Linked DNA regions of Homo sapiens: region 2 is linked to region 1. The links are chromatin loops, found by intact Hi-C in ENCODE. Cell type or tissue: gastrocnemius medialis. All regions are shown on one strand. Links, peaks and the distances in the headings refer to the core of each region. The heading gives the core; the rest is flanking DNA.

What was found. Hi-C counts contacts between places; a loop is a spot of excess contacts. Peaks named below come from ENCODE experiments on the same cell type or tissue, not always from the same donor. Only the 100,000 strongest peaks of a DNase experiment are listed, where the experiment ranks them.
Region 2: it touches region 1 in a loop (1.9-fold over the local background); 1 of 110 quality-filtered maps calls a loop at or near these places.

What each region holds. Positions count from the first base shown.
Region 1 is chr3:152,254,348-152,263,162 of GRCh38, forward strand. MBNL1-AS1 (MBNL1 antisense RNA 1) reads right to left here. Exons shown (of 2, transcript NR_027038.1): 2 at 8,269-8,815. It also overlaps a transcript of MBNL1 not described here. Among named protein-coding and RNA genes, the nearest start is that of MBNL1, 10 kb to the right of the region's middle. RefSeq lists an enhancer at 6,762-7,451. In gastrocnemius medialis, for the core only: no CTCF peak of the experiment used is centred there; a DNase peak (open chromatin) is centred at 4,214; H3K4me3 peaks cover 448 bases; H3K27ac peaks cover 4,084 bases.
Region 2 is chr3:152,551,301-152,559,654 of GRCh38, forward strand. No RefSeq gene overlaps it. Among named protein-coding and RNA genes, the nearest start is that of P2RY1, 280 kb to the right of the region's middle. In gastrocnemius medialis, for the core only: no CTCF peak of the experiment used is centred there; DNase peaks (open chromatin) are centred at 3,951 and 4,238; H3K27ac peaks cover 3,538 bases.

The DNA.
Region 1 (8,815 bases), core at 702-8,701:
GTGCAACACCTCTGCATTTCTTGCCCCATTGCCTCTGCCCTTGTCCTGCCTTGCCCTCACCCCCAAGAAAAGCATGCACCCACTCTTCCTTGACAGTTAGGGTTCATTGTTTTCCTCAACTACATGGAAGAGTAATCTCCCTCCAGAATCCTTTCCTGATTAGCCATCTGCCTATGCTGGCCTCACATCTATGCTTATTTTCAATATTTTTTTGTAATTACTTCCTTGTTCTATTTTTGATCTTGAAATGGATTATAAAACTACTCTAGGAAAATTCTTTTTCTTGTACATCCAAAATATCAAGGTTAGTTATATGTATTAACATATAACTAAGTTTTTGAGATTATAAGGCCCTAAATAATAATAAAACCAATGATAATGATGATAATTGCAAAGTTAGTAACAATAATAGCTCTGCTATTTCGTGTTAAACTTTTTTTGTATCATCATGTCAGGTGCTTCACATGATTAACGAATTTAATGCCCTCATCAGTCCTATGAAATAAGTACTATTATTTCCACTTTACAGATTTAAGGAAAAATATAGAAGTTCAGAGAGGTAGGTAGCTTAATAAAGGTCACACAATTGATCCTGGTGTGTCTATCTCTAAACTGGATCTGCATCATATTTATATATGGCCTATACCACTTAATTTCTGAGAAGCAAAGTAGGTAAATCTGTGGTTTAGATACAGTTAAGAATTTATAGATTATTATGATGCAGTCCTAAGCCAGAAATCTTACAATTTGGTGGAGTAAATATTAAAAGAAATAGATTTTAAGACACAGCATAAAAAATAGAAGGTGCCACATGAAAGATCAAAATAATTTAGAACTGTACTTCCAGGTGTATTGATGGTTACAAGGCTCCCTGGAGGTAGCTGGTTTAAAGCTGAACTATTGAAATTGTTTCATTAGGTGGAGAAAAGTTGTGATAATAAATTTTCAGAAGAGTCCAGAAAATTTTCAAAGAAATAAAAATATTCTAATATTACATTAATTTAATATTGAGCCTTAACTTAAAATATTGAGCCTTTTTAATATTGAGCATTATCTCCTATAGTGCTACCACAGGAGATATTTGGTGGCTCTGACTTTATGGTTCTTCTCAGGAAGTGGGTTATGTGATGAGAGGATTTTTAACTCTTGCAAGAAGCTCTGTTTTCATTTTAAAGTGAGTTTATTCATGAAGTCATATATCAAGCAGTATACTTTGGGCACTATTTTAGGTGCTGGGGAAATAGTTACGGACAAGATCAAGTTTCTACCCTCAAGCAGCCTTCAGTCTAGTGGGGAAAGAATGGAGTAAACTAGTAAAGAAATAAAATTTTAAAGGACTTCTAGATAGTGATAGTGACCAGAAGAAAATCCAGCATAGTAAAAGGATAAAGAGAAGATGGGAAAATCATCTTTACGTAGGTGGTCTCCTGAGATGGCCTATTTGAAAAGGTAATATTTAAGCTAAGACCTGAACAGTGAGAGGATTGAGAGCACCATGCAGACGACTCCAGGAAGAGTAGTTCAGGAAGAGTGATTGACCAGCGCAAGGGCCAGAATGAGCTTGGCATATCTGAGAAGTAGAAAAGAGCCTGGGTCTCAAAGGATGGTGGGAGATGAAGCTCAGGAGCTGGAGTTGAGAAAGGGCCAAGTCACATAGACTGCAGACCAAGGAATGGAGTTGCACATATGAGCAAACATTTGCAAGGACGTGCACGTGTCTTAATTGGGGATGGGAATGCAATGAATGACCATTATCTCTGGCTAACACAGTCTTGGAAAAACTGTTGTATGAAGAGAAACAGGAATTACTACATAGGTAAAAGTTTCATAGGAGATAAATTATTACATTTAGGTGAATTTTAGATAAGCCAAGTTTACCTGGATAAAAGTGAAAGGGGCTCAGGTATTATTTAAATTTGTAAACTCAATGTTTTCAGCAAAAATTGTCATGGAATAATTGACTCTAATCTTGGCCATTTGAAGATATGTACACTGATTTCTGATAATGGTGTCATCATGCAACCTAGTTTCTGCATGGATGAAGCAGAAAAGACTACAGAAACAACTATATTTTAGCCTCCAGAGACCACAGATGTTTCCTTGTTTATTGTTCCCAAATCCCAGTAGCTATTGGGATTAGGGATAGCAATCCCTGGCAACATCAACCCGCTCCCCTTAAAAGTAGACGTAAATTACTCTGCCATTTTCCATGGTAATTATATTCCCTATGATTTATTTTTATTATCCTAAGAGATCTAAATGAATCATATCACTACATTTTAAATCTCTGTTAGTTGGACACTGCTTCCTTTAAGGGGTAGGAGGTTGAGGGCTGTGATTTGGAGAAAGAATACAGAATAGCTTACTGAAAAGACTCTTTTTAAATTGAGTAAACAAGCTCAATATTTATTTGTTAGGAATGATGGAAAAAATGGCCTTCCCTCATACTTAAGAAGTTAATAACAACAAGTATAGATTCTTCTATTTCTGGTTCAGGTTAAAAGCCGCCCATAAAAAACATTACCTGGCCTTGGACTGAGTGTGTACTAGAAGGATGACAATCATGTTGTCCCCAAGGCAGTTGGATGTGTTGTTGTAGGAGCCAGAAGCTTACTTTTGAGTGCTCCTGGCAACCTCCAAATAGAAAACCATTGTGCTACTGGTATTACAGGGTGTGGAGGATTATAGATGACTTATGTGCTATTTAAGCAATGCATTCTATCTTATCATGTATATATGTGGGTATGATGACCACCATACTATCGGATTATTGCAGAGTGTGAGGTAGTGTGCGGTTTTTAAGTGCGTGTGTGTGAGAGAATAAATGCTTGAATATCTGCAATAAGTATTAGAGAGCACTCCTGAAATATAAGCCACTTCCTGACCTGGGCATATTAACCAAGAAGCAAACCTATTAAAAGTATGAGAGCATTCGATTTTCTACAATAATAGTACACATTTGTTGACATGAACTAGATTCAGGAAGGGAATACAGAAAGAGCAGGCAGACATTGGGCCTATTTAATTAACTTGGGGCTTATGATCACCCTTCAGAAGAGGATGCTAAGGATGCCTTCTCCAGAGCCAAGAGGCCTCTCCTTGTGCCTTTATTTGGCTTTCCTCCTCTCATTGGTGACCCATCATGTTAGGAAAAAAAAAAAATCTCTCAAAAGTGTAAATGTTATTCTTTCTGTGGGTGATGTCATAATTTTAGTGGCCCAAGCATTTGTTACTAAAATAGTACTTAGCAACACATAATCATTATTTTCTCCTCTTAAAATTCTGAGTGTGTTTGTTCTGATGAAGTCAGGAGACACATTTTTCAGGGAGGTAGGAGTAAGAGCTTAAAAACACGAAGTAATGCCTGGAATAATCTCTTGACTTGTGTTCCTTAAATAAGCAAGAAGACAACTAAATTTTCCTTCCTGTGGCGACAGCTCTGGCGGAGTAAAAAAAAATTTTTGAAATATAGTGCTAAAGGAAGTGGTTTTCATGCAACTGTGCATCTTATACTCTTCGTTAATGTGGTAGATACCATTTGCTTGGCTTCATTTGACTTGTCTTTCTCATGTTTTTGCTTGTAAAGTGGGTGAGAAAAGTTCGACCAAAGAAACCTGTGCACTGACCAATCAATAGTTATGTTTCTAAAGTTCCTGTTAATCATTTCAGGAAACATCTTGGGCTCCTTTTTAATTACATCCTACCTAATATAAAAACTGTAAAGGTATCTCTGTATACCTATACCATCTTGTAGAAAATAGCTATATATTTCTTAAAATTTGTAATTTGATTTGAATCCTCATATTTTGAAGAGACTTGAAGCTTAACAAGAGCTTATTTTTTAAAAAACATATTCTGTATTTTAAAATTTCTAATTACTATTTTAAATAATGAAAATAGCTGTAATTTATCAAAGGCCTGATCAATGTTAGGATAATTCTCATGAAGTCATTTATTATCATAATTCCACAAGGTAGACATTTTAAGTTTGCAGGAACCTGAGACTAGGAAAAAATTGTCCAAAATCTTATGCCTAATAACAGATTCTAAAGCCTGTCTTTATGTCTAATAGCCAAGGCCATGGGAAATTACACTTAATCTTTTCCTGCCCTGATTCTTCTAAAAAGTGTGTGGGTCATGTGCAGGCCATTGCACCAAGTTGGTTGTCAGGGGGAGGTGGGTATGCCCTGTTGCCAAGAGCAGCCAACAACAAAGGCAGCAGGGCAAGGTTGCAGCAAAGACCAAGGTTGCAACATCAATAACTACTGCCAGTGGAAACTAGCCCATGTGTCATACTTGGTATGTATATATCTGTTGCCAATAACCCCAAAGTAGACAGTGTTTTCCTTTTAGTCACTGAGTAATCTAGTCATAAACAAAACAGATTTACTTCATCGGCTGCTTCTTTCATCATGGGAAGGAAAATGCCCAAAGTTATGCCACATATCGTCTAAGCATACCTTCTTTCTAACAATTAATTTTGGCTGCCTTCTATGAATCTGATATTGGTGCCAAACATTCCCTTTCCCACAAGTTCAAGAGTAATCAAGAAAAGTTGACACCTTCTAGTGTCCACGTGGGCTTCTTGGTATTTAGGGACCTTGGCAAATTATTTACAGCTTCTTTCAGACGAGCCTTCCAGAGCTTTGTAAGAATAAACAAACTTCAAAGGTCTCCGAAGGGGAAAAACTGTCCTGGCTAAGTCTATAATTTAGGCTATCTTTAGAGAGTACAACTCCATAAAGAGAGAGGTCCAAGAAACCAGCTTCTTTTATACAATTAACTTTTTCTTTACTTAATTGTAAAGACTAAATGACAAGTAGGAAAGTGCTTTTGCAGAAGCGTGGGAGTCTTAAAGCTGTAGAAGGAAGAAACACTGTGCATGGGAGTAAGTATGTGGGTGGGAGTTATAGATTACTGCTCTTTTGCTAGTCTAGAATAACTATGCATAAACATCTTTATAGTAGTAACTTGAACAGAATCGTTAAACTTCTATTAAAGGCACTTGATACATCATTCAAAATAAGCACAGGTTACCTTATATCCAGAAACAGAAAAAAATCATTTTACATCCAGCCAAAAAAGATTTTAAAAGAGCCTTTGATTTTTGACAAAACAAGTGATAATAAAATTAAATTTTTATTTTATTTTCAAATATTAATCCAAAAGCCGACATGCTGTACTTCTTGAAGTTATCAAAGATAAGCTGGCTAGCTTTGTCTGTAGATATCATACCCTTAAAAGATTAAGCCCAGGAAGTGAATGACAGTAACACCAAAGACTGCAACAGCAAGAGCATAGTACTAATGATCAGTCAGAGATTTCTTCCGACCCTGCCTTTAGAGGCTATGTGATGGACACCTTGCCACTTAACACAAATAGTCACTATTTCATGCAACTAGTAATAGAATTCTGTCCTTACAAATGAAGAAGAATTCAATGTGCACATGTAGTACAAATACTGTGAAGACTTTCAACTATAATGTGAGACATTTGAATTCAATAAAAAAGGGAGAGAGCAATAAAATAATTATAATTGTTTATCTGTTTAGATTCACCAGATACACACTCTCATTTTTCTCATTCACTAAATTTTGCACATTTATATTATTTACTTAGTTGATCATAATTATTTACCATTTCATATTCATTGTCCTTGTTATACTGCATATTTCAAGAGGCTTCAGGTCTAGTTTTTCTTACCATGTAGCCTCAGACTCTAGGAAAGACTGGAATTATGCCAGGTGCTCAGTGACTATTGTAGACTGGATAGGAAAGTTGATAGCAATAAGGTTTAGAATGAAAATGCAGCAGTAACTGGTGAGCTGGTGACCTATGGCCAGAAAAGTTTGAAAAAGGAAAAGAATGCTCCACATTGTCTAAAAACACATTCATTACTGGGAGGGCTCGATGGAATCAGGCCCTGTCAGCAGTTACTCATTGCTAAGCCCATTGCAGAAACATGGGCATTCAGATCCATCCAGGTGGGGCCAGGAGGGTCAACTGGACTGACGGCACATTCACGAAGGCCATAAACTAAGATGTCTAGCATTATCTTCAAATGAGTTTCAAGTGAGGTATGTTCTGCTAACTTGTTTGTGTTTATAATTTAACTATGTTAATTTATTGAACGAATTTATAAAATATATTGAATGTACAGAATAGCTTTTGTTGAATACACATAATTACATGTATGAGTATGTAACTGGTGAAGATATGTATATCTTCAAAAGGAAGTGGCCAAGGACACACTTTATCTCTCAGAGGCTCTGATGTCACTCTCAAGGGGGTGCTTATAATCACAATTTCTTAGCAAGAGACAGGGTATAGAATTTTAAACAAACAGCAAACTAAGCATTTTAGAATATGTAGGATTCTCCTTTGTGTGATCTTAACTCTTTGTCTTATCTGTTTTTAATCCTATGGACCACTAATGCTTACCCGGCATAAAGTGAAACATATTTTGGTTGCCTAAGAAGCACCACTTCCAAGCATGTGCATGACAAAATGTACCACCTTGCACCACCAGTTTAGCTATCCACAGCTAGTCCTAACTCCCTCATTTCTAGATGCATATGGGCACCAGCCTACCCAAATCTAATTCTATATGAGATCGAGTTTCCTGCAGATAATTCTGTTTCTATTGAGCCAAATAAACTTTACTTGCCAAAGGAAAAAATGGAACAGGTCAATGGATTGCTACCTATTCTGGTTAATTTCCATTTCCTAAACTCTAGCTTCTTGCAGAGTTTAGGCAAGAAGCTGGCAACCTTGGCTGCGCTTTGAAATCATCTAAGGGGCTTAAAAAAGATACAGACGCTTGGATGCCCCTCCCAGAAATTTTGATTTAATTTGTCTGAGTTGCAGCCGGCCTATCCAAAATGTAGTCAGGGTTAAGAACCACCGCCCTAGTTTCAGTCTCCTCATTATGAGCATGGGGTCATAATTACCTCACATACCTCTTGTTTTAAGTTCAAGGAGATAATGTGTGACCTTAGAGTCCTTAACACTTTCATTACTCCTTTGCTTCATGAAAGACAAATAAAAAGGAAGGACATGGGGTTGGCAAGTCTGGGAAGGTGAGGAGGAGGGATCCTTCTGCAGAGTTCTTCCAATGAGCAGTTCATTAGGGTTAACAAGCTATCCTTTGTTAAAGCAAACGCTCTTGAGGGATTAAGCCTCATTCTCGCCTTAGTGTGAATGACTTTAATCAGATAATCTCCTATCACCTAGTTGAGGATTTGTTACCGAAAGCCTAGGGGAGGCAAAGAGAGAGAGTTGCAAGGCCAGTTTGGGATTCACTGAGGCAAGCCAAGGAAGCCTCAGCCTCTAGGAAAGAAACCTGACATGTAGTAAGCTTTCCATAATGACAGCATGAAAAATCTGAACAACAAACTTTCTCCTCATGTTGCTAGGACAATATTTGTTAAAAGTGTTTTTCTGATCAAGCCTCTTGTCTGTCCAATAGCCTTTCATGACTTTTTTTCTGACTTTCTTTCTGCCATGAAGCTCTTAACAAGTATCAGGTAGTTTTACCATTTGCCAGCTGCTTGGGAGTCCGTGAGGAGCAAGGCCTTGCCCAGTCCTATCCTCCTTGCCATCTGCTTGGCACATGGTAAGCACGCAGGGTTTGTTGAATTTAACTGAATGGTTTCATTTGCTACGCTCTTTTCCAACTGTGATTTTTCCCTCACGTCTGTCCCCAACCGCTAGACTATGAACACCTTGCAAAAGACTTAATAACTTCTTTATCCCCAGTGCCAAGCACAGCCCTTGGCACATAATCAGCAGTCAATGACTATGTGTTAAATGTATTAAGGAACAATAGCCAGTGTACTGATGCCTAAGTTAATATATTAAAATTAATTTATGACTGTACTGCTCAGTTCCCACTCTTTTGGACAAGGCAAAGAGGAAAGAAGAGAAAAAGAAACAGATATATGAAACTCCCACCATTTATTAATGGGACAAATGTTGTTCTTATTCAAAGGTCTCTTTAGAACATCTTTCGAGACATGATTTGAAGGTAATTTCAGGAAACTCAGATAGGCAAGAAGGAATAAGAGGAGCTAACAAAAGATCCACAGAGAGAACTCACACAATGGAATGAAAAGAGAGGGATGTGGAATATCATAGAAACCAAAGGAAAGGAACCTCAAGAATACAATGAGTAAGTAGATAGATACAGCCAACATTTAGGAACATTGACACTGCTATTGGCATTGTCAAAGATTGGTTTACCTTTAGAAATAAATAAGACAATGGCCATATTTTTTCATATTTGTTTTCTATATGGAACAGTGTTACTACGTAGAAATGTTTGGGTTACAGTACATAAAACAGTTTCACTACGACATTTATATTAAAAGCCCTATTAGATACTATTTTTAAAAGATTGCAAGGGAATTCTGGGCTAAATAACAACACAGAATTTTATGAAATGGTAGAAAGTGTTTTACAATATTACATGTAATTACATATTATAAGCATAAATAGATAATATGTCAATTTTGATCTTCTGGCTGTATTCTATATTTATTTTTATATCCGTTTAGTTTATTGAAAGACCACGATTGCATATTTACTTGTCTTTAACAACAGTCCATAGTAGAAGGTACGCATACATCCCAGGTAGAGTGTTTATAAATATATTACACATTAGACAGATGAATTCAGGAGCTTGGGGTACTGGCTGTGAAACACTGTGGGGCAGGAGGCTTGTCCTCTTGTTAGCTGCAAGGCTTTGGTCAAGGGCCAACTCTCCAGCTTCCATTACCTCATGAAAAATGAAGATTATATATAAATGACATGGGGG
Region 2 (8,354 bases), core at 1-8,000, 300 kb after region 1:
TTTTACATTCACCCTTTCTGTTTGTTTCTTTCCTTATAAGTACCTTCAAATTTTCCTAGATCAACATAAAGAAACCCAAAATATAATCCTTCAACCTTCAGGCTTTATTTTCAAGCTATATTTCCTTCTCATTCTTTCCCTTTATCACTTGTCTTCTCAAACATCTGTGTATATGAACATTTACATTTATTTTAAAATAGTAAAAACATTGTAGGGAAAAATATTAGTTATCAGAAATGCATTCTTAATACTGTCTTCAATTTTCGTTTACTCCTCACTCCCATGATGATCTCTAGTTTGTAGCAACCCGTAATCCAAGCTGCTGTTCCATACACAAATATGGCCCTCCAGAAGTCAAATTCATTTCAAAATGCAATCGGATTTTTCACAAACTTAACAAGCTGATTTTGTAACTTAAATGAAAGAGCAAAAGATTAACAATATCCAAGACATTTCCAGAGAAGAAAACTTCTCTAACAGATGATAAAATTTTAATGAGGCTATGGCAACGAAGGCATTTTGGTATGAGCACGGAGATAGATAAAGTAAACCTATGAAACATAGTGAGTCTTGGAAGAAATCATTGAAATATACAGATTCAGCTTATATACCACAGTGTATTTCTCTTGCTTATAACAGCTTGTGCTTTTTCCATGGTCTTATAGGGTTATGGCACACTCCAGAAAAAAAATACCATGTGTATTTTGTAAGTGATGGACAGGGGTCTGGGCTGGTACTGGCGTTATGGTCCTCTGGTTGGAGTGAGGACTTAGAGATTTCTGGTAATAAATGGAAAGTGGGCTCAAGTCCATTTCACTGGGGGTTCAATGGGTCTGTAGACTCAACCTGTGGTTATTTCCACCTTTCTAGAATTTACAACTGGGAAAGATAGCTGTGGATAAGACCCTCATATTTGCTTCTGGGCCTTTCAGAAAAAGGGTTGTTATGAAAGGAATGGACACATTTAATCAGATGTAGCCCAATTACACCTGCTTTACCAGATGTAATATCTTTGCTGGAGCAGATCAGCATAGCCTCTGGTATTGTTTGACAACACATTCTTCATTTCTTGAGTAGAGAAGTATAATAACACAGTTTACTTTATACAGCAAGGCAGTATACATTCACTGTTTTGCTTTAGAGTTTTCATGCTAACTCTCTTATTTGTCATAAAAAGGGAACTGACAATACTATCACTTTACTTGAACTCTGTTTGCTTGGAAAACAGTGATAGTTAAGAAACTCCCACGTAGCCTTCTAGTAAACAACTTACAGCAAAGAACCACTCTTTTCCAAATGACTTGGATAAGACTCACGGAAGACCCTTTGCTTACCTATGACAAGGCCAGACACATATCTTCCAAATTCCCTTTCTTTGCTTAATAACTGAGTAGCTAAACTGTTTGTCCCATTCACTAACTTGTTTTGACCAAACTTTAGTCAGCAACCCCCCACTCAGGTCCCTGAATTGTAACTTGTCCCTGAAATTAAACAAGCATCAAATGCAAAAGCAACCTTTTATACGCCCCCTTCTAAGAACTGGCTGACTACAGAGAAAAACATTTGCGGATCAACTTTTCCATCAAGTCGGCTGCTCATCCACTTCCCTACACCACATTCTTCCTAGCTCTGTTTACTCCTCCTTATAAAAGAAAAGCATTTTGTGCCCGACCCTTAAGATCTTTACAAGTCTTATGGTAGATCTTATGGTGAGAACATTCTCTGTATTACAGTAGTCCCCCTCTCCTTATTACAATAATCTTCTTAAATAAAATCCTATTTATCTAAGTCTGGATTTTTAAAATTGGCAGTACAAAGTATGCAAATACTGGTAACTCACATTAATGTTCACTATAGGATATAACGCTTTTGAGGAGATCCCCAACAACCAAGGGATTAGAATGACTCATCCTCTGCATGTCGGCCAGCCTCTCTCTTGATCACCTCAATATTTATACAGTGGGTATAAAGCTTCCATTTTGGTAGGAATGAACACTCTATGAGCAGAGCATCCATTTTGGTAGGAATAAAAATCATTTATGAGCTCAAGATCATAGGCTGTCTCTCACCAGGGCTGACTTGGCAGCTGCCGCTGCTGATGTGTAGGTACTGGCAACAAAGACCAATGCTGACCCCTTAATACACCACCATTCCTCAGGAATGCCAGCAAATGGCTCGGTGGAAGTTCTACTGCATCTTGGAGGGAACAGCAATTAGTTCTTGCCAGAGGTGTTACATATTCTAACTATAGGTTTTCCCAGCCTGCCTACAGTGCTGTCAGTAGAACTCCCATCTAAAGAATTGCAGAATCCCTGATCTTTTGACATGATATCACATACAACATTATCTCAGAATAAGAAACCAATTTTAGACAAATGAGCTACAACCTTAAGGGCAGAGAGGAAACATGTCTAGAACCCAGAGGATTCACCACACATATTTGATGCTGCTGTGCCCATTGATAACTATACATAGGCAATAACACCAAATATGGCCCAACAATAATAAGGCCAGTAAGAAATCAGACCTATTGGGGTTGAACATCTGGATGATCCCAGTAGGGTGACTAATTCACCCCAATTTGCCTTGGACTTTGCCAGCTTTTAGCACTGAAAGTCTTGCATTCAAGAAACCCCTTTGTGTAGGCAAAATAAAGTTTGAAACTGAATCTTGCATCCCAGAAACATCTCAATTGCAAATTGGGATGAGTGGTCAACTTACCCCAACAAGGAAACAACTCAAATCATTTAAAGGGCTGGCCACAAGTGAGAAAATCTAGAATGGATGGTAGAGGAGGGAGATGATGAATATAATTGATAACTTAGAATCAGTTGTAACAGCATGAACTTTATTAACTTCCCTTCAAATCTTTGCAGCAGATTACATCCATCTTTAAAGACTGGACTTGCACATCATCTCTTGGGGAAGAAGTAATGAGGTGGGCACTATTATTATAACAGTTTTACAGGTGATATAAGTGATACTGAGAGATTATGTAAATTGCCAAAGATCACAAAGCTAAATATTTGAATACAAGTCTCCCTGATTCCCAGTCCTGGAGCTCTTTATCACTATGTCATACTGCTATGTATGTATGCTCATGTCCCCAACTAAACTATAAATTCCTAGGGAGAAGAATGCATATCTCATTTATTTTTGAATTAAATAAGTTACTAAAGTGTTATCACAGCATATAATAGTATTAAATGTTAACTCCCATCTTGTGTATACCTCACTTCACCTTGCCATTATTTTATTTTGTTGAACGTAAGAACATGCTGTTAACTTCTTAATTTAAAATTACTTGAAGAAAATAAAAACTTCTAATACCTATTCATGTTAAGGTAATAAAAATCAACATAAACAGGAAAAAGGATATCATTTTTATTCTCTAAACTGGCACTATTCAACAGGAGTTTCAGGAATGCTGGAAGTATTCTGTCCATGCAGTTCAATATGGTAGCTACTAGCCACATGTGTCTATTGAGTACTTGAAACGTGACATGCAACTGAGTGATTGAATTTTTTATTTTAGATAATTTAAATTTATATAGCCACATCTGGCTAGCAGCTACCATATTGGAAAGCACAGGTTTAAATTCTATAAATTATAAAACTGTGTAACAAGTGATACAAGTTGCAGCTAAAGTCATTGATCAAATTATTCCAATAATTTTCAATTCTGATGTGACTCTAGCTTCTATCTGAGCTTTGTTTTGACTGTATCTCTTCCAATGATTTCTTCATGGAATTTATAGTCATTCATTACTGGGAATCCTGCCAGGCACCTAAGAGGGTGGGTTCACACGCTGCCCTACTTCTCAGCTTTCTGTTTTCCTCACTGCCTTCTTGGCCTCTCGGTGACTCTTTCACCATGAACTACAATGATATTTACCGTACCATCTAGATGCTCTCTGTATGCCAAGAACTGGTGCTGGGAACATTTGAACCAGAGGACAAGGGAGAGAGAGGAGGAGGCCAGAGTGGCATAAAAATAGGAGATGAGGTGGGCTGGATTTTTCTCATCCTGATTGCCAAAGCCAATGCTTTGCCAGGACCTTGTTTCATTCTACAGAGTGGCAAGGCTCCAGCTGATTGCAGTCTAGCTGATACATGGGGCAAAGTCAAAAGTGGAAAAAAATAAAAAAGGGAGAAAAGAAAGAAATATAAAGTATAAAAGATGGACTAGGATAGACAAGGGCTCAGTCAGGGCATCCGCTGAGGCTCAGACTCAGAGCAGGCTGACCCAAAGAGGATGGACAGTCTCATGTGACGTTCCTGTGGCCAGGGACCATTCGTGAGGATAGGTTGCTTGCTGAAGAGTCTACTAATCTAGATGTCAATGGGAGTCTTCAGGATATGCATACCTACAGACTTCCCCCTATCTAGAGATTTATGTGTTCCACCGGGGGTAAACTGTCTGATAAACTGAGCTCCCCAAACCCACGTGAAGGAAGGCTAAAACGCTGTTAGGGAATACATGCCACACAAGCAACTGTTTATGTCCTCAGTTAATAACTAAACCTGAAAACATGTGTGTCACTCCTTGGGCAGTGAGGCATCTCTTCAAGGGTTGAACAAATAGGTCTTCCTTAGTATGCTGTGCCATGCACCCCCATTATCTTTTCAAATAATCAACGGGAGATTTATATCTGGCCACTATCTTCAATCTCAGCTTCAGTACCCAAAGGGGAAAATGTCTTGGAATTACAATGGGCATGCTGTTATAATTGGTATTGATCGGTTGATTTATTAATTTCTACTGCTTTTTAATACCATTGCTCTTAGACTATTATCAGCCAGTACAGAATTACTGCAATATTTTAACAACCCATAAATTTGCTAAACCTGACGTTCCCATGGGAGTATCAGTCTTGAAGGCATGTAATGGCTTTCTTGCTATTAGTTTCCCACTATTTTGTCTTTGACACAATTTCTTTTCTCTCCCAGGCACTGTAAATTGTTTTAAAATCTTGCTTGCTTCTGTGTCAATTGAATTCACACGAGAATGGTACTTATTAGCCAGAGCCTGATAATTGAATAATTAATATTTTGAGTGATTTCTGGTTATCGCCCAGGGTTTACTAGTAAGGAAGCCAGTCGGAAGAACAGTGATTTGACTAAAGACTTAGTGAAGATTTGCACTCTGACCCCTTGAGCAACATATGTTACTTGTGGCATGGGCAAACAGAACTGGACTCTGCTGAGGTAGGATTCAAAAGAAGGTTAGGATGTTCATTGATAAAGTCAAGTAGAGTAGAAGTCTCACTCTAGGTATCTGGGAGGAAGTATTTATTTATTTATTTATTTATTTATTTATGTAAATTAGTGAAATTTACCAAAGGACTTAGGGAGAATCATGGAAGCCAAATGCTGGAGTAAGAGCTATTAACGTCATTTAGTTAGAGTTCTAGATAACAATTTCCAGTATTAAGGTCCCCCCTACTAAGCCTAGCTAGGAGCTAAGTGACTATCTCCACTCTGGCCTGAAATTCTTGTTTTTACTCTCAGCCCAGCAGATTCCTTTCTGTGACCTGATGACATTCTGTACTGGGATGCAGCTTCTTTGTTTCTGGGCCTTTATGACTATTTACAGAGCCCTCAGCCTTCCCATCTGTAAATGCTCAAAGTTCACTCCAAGTGCAGTCTCTAGAGTCCTCTGTTCCTCTACAGTGTGCTTGGCTAAATGCTCTGCCTATTATTTTATTGTGAACCCCAGGAATGAAGTATTTTTTGTTGGCCTCCTGAAGTCCTCTTTAACCTGAGAGTTCACTGGGCACAGCCCTTTCCCTGCCTGGATTCTTGGCCTCTTCAGAGTTCTATCCTGCCAGCTAGATCTGCTCTCTCAGACACATACTCAAGATAGGAAGTGTTACCCAGTGACTCAGCTTCCTTTGGTAGTATGAGCAAGTTACTCACTAGGGTTTGACTTGAAGCACCCCCTCCCTATTTCAGGGAGACCTTGACATTTAGTTATATAACTACACATTCTACCAGCATTAACAGCCCAGCAAACTTATTATTACAGGTACAAGGAATATTAACTGCTGAACAGATTGTTTTTTGGCTCCAGATGAAAGATGTAATGTGGTAGTGATAGCTTATGAGGGGTTATTTGTGTCAACTGATAGGTCCTATAATTAGATACCTGAAAACAAACTCACTCTTGTGGCCAAATATTTTGAGAAATTAACCAATGTTGTCTCTCTCTATAATATTTTCTCTCAGATTTTCTGAATCTGCTTTCATTCTCAAGTGAGGTCTGTGGAAGGGCAAAAGGCCATGCTATCTGAGAAAAAGTCATTTCCTGCTTTTGGTTTTCAAAATGTTAAACCTTAGGGATTAAAAAACGTTTCTAATGAAAGTAAAATGGCTTAGTTAAAAAGAAGAAAAAGGAGGGAGAAGGATCTTTCATAGACTAGCAAGAGATAACCACTGTCGGGGAGAGGGAAGCAGAAAGGACTATGTCCAGTGATTCAGTCAGTTCAGGCTGCTATACAAAATTACCATAGACTGGGTGGCTTAGACAATACATACTGATTTCTCACATCTGAAGGCTGGGAAGCTGAGGATAAAGGTGTCAGCATATACACTGTCTAGTGAGGGCCCCTTCCTGATTTGCAGATGGCCATCTTCTCATTGTGTCCTCACATGGCAGAGAAGAGAGAGAGCAACTCTCTCATGTCTCTTCTTATAAGGGTACCAATCCCATTATGAGGTCTCCATTTTCATGACTTAATTACCTCCCAGAAGCCCTACTTCCTAATACCATCAAATTCAGGGTTAGAATGTCAACATATGAATTTCTGTGAGACACAAACATTTAGTCCATAGCATCCAATATACTGGGTGACCCTGGGGAGGCAGTAAAAAGAGTGGCTGCATGGTATACCTGCACCAGGAATCTCAAACACCTACTATGGTAAATTAAAGTCAGGTAATATAAACAGTTGAAAAGGGCCTGGTGTTAAAAAAAAAATCTTGCAATGATTATAACAATGTCAATATCAACTGGCTCCCTGCCTCAGCTTTGGGGAGATAATGAGGTTGGATGGGTCTGTAGCAAACAAGAGAGGTAAACAGGCACCCACTTCTCAGCTTTTGTGGTTGTTGACACATGAAGAGGTGGTCCATTATTGCTAGATATTCTTATTTTCAAGAGAAGGCAGAAATGTTGATATTTTTAGTGAACTCTCCTGACTTTTAAGAGTTGGCTTAAATGATTTTAAAACATAGAGTGAGCCAAACAAAACACATCTGCAGGCCAGATGTAGATTTTTATGCCAATGATTTGCAACCTTTAGTCAAGACAGGACCACAGGCCACTTCAGCAAAGATTCTTCTGAGGGTGGCACAGAAGCAGCAGAGGGCTTTGAAAGGGTTGGCCTGATGGAGTCATGCAGATAGGGGCCATAGTAACTTGCAAACTGATGACCAAGGACCAGAAGACACCTTCATTGCCAATGTTTTGGCCCCGTGGCCTAACTCTAGGGGTGAGCAAGAAGTAGGAATTCTAATACACAATTAGCTCTAAAGATAATTGTTTCACCAGCCACGCGGGATGAAGGTTGAACACAGACATTGATTTGGGTTATGGAGAAAAGGCTGTGATAATTTTTGCACACAAGAATTTGTGGACTGAGATTTACACTTGCTATGTCCAATGACTTGTCAAACACTGCAAACAATTCCTCGGTGAGCACAACATGACTTCCAGCACCCCACCTATCAGGTATTCTCTGCATTTCTTTAATATTCAAGCCATCTAATGAGCTGGGTACTATGCTGTGAACTTTGTTATAGAGGAAGGGATTCTATTCCATGGAGAATCTAAACAGATAGTTGCCATACATTTTTTAGCAGTTTTATTGAGGTCTAATTATTATTTTTTTTTTTTTTGAGACAGAGTGTCGCTCTGTCACCCAGGCTGGAGTGCAGTGGCATGATCTTGGCTCACCACAAGCTCCACCTCCTGGTGAGAGGTGACAACATGCTGGCGGCCCTAGCTCGCTCTCAGCGCCTCCTCGGCCTTGGCGTCCACTCTGGCCATGCTCGGGGAGCCCTTCAGTCTGCCACTGCACTGTGGGGTGGCCAAGGCCGGAGCTGACTCCCTCAGCTTGCGTGGAGGTGTGGAGGGAGAGGTGCGGGCGGGAACTGGGGCTGCGCGTGGCAATTGCGGGCCAGCACAAGTTCCAGGTGGGTGTGGGCTCGGCGGGCCCACACTGGGAGCAGCCAGCCAGCACCACCGGCCCTGGATAGTGAGGGGCTTAGCATCTGGGCCAGCAGCTGCGGAGGGTGTGCCGGGTCCCCCAGCAGCACTGGCCTGCTGGCACTGTGCTTGAATTCTCACCGGG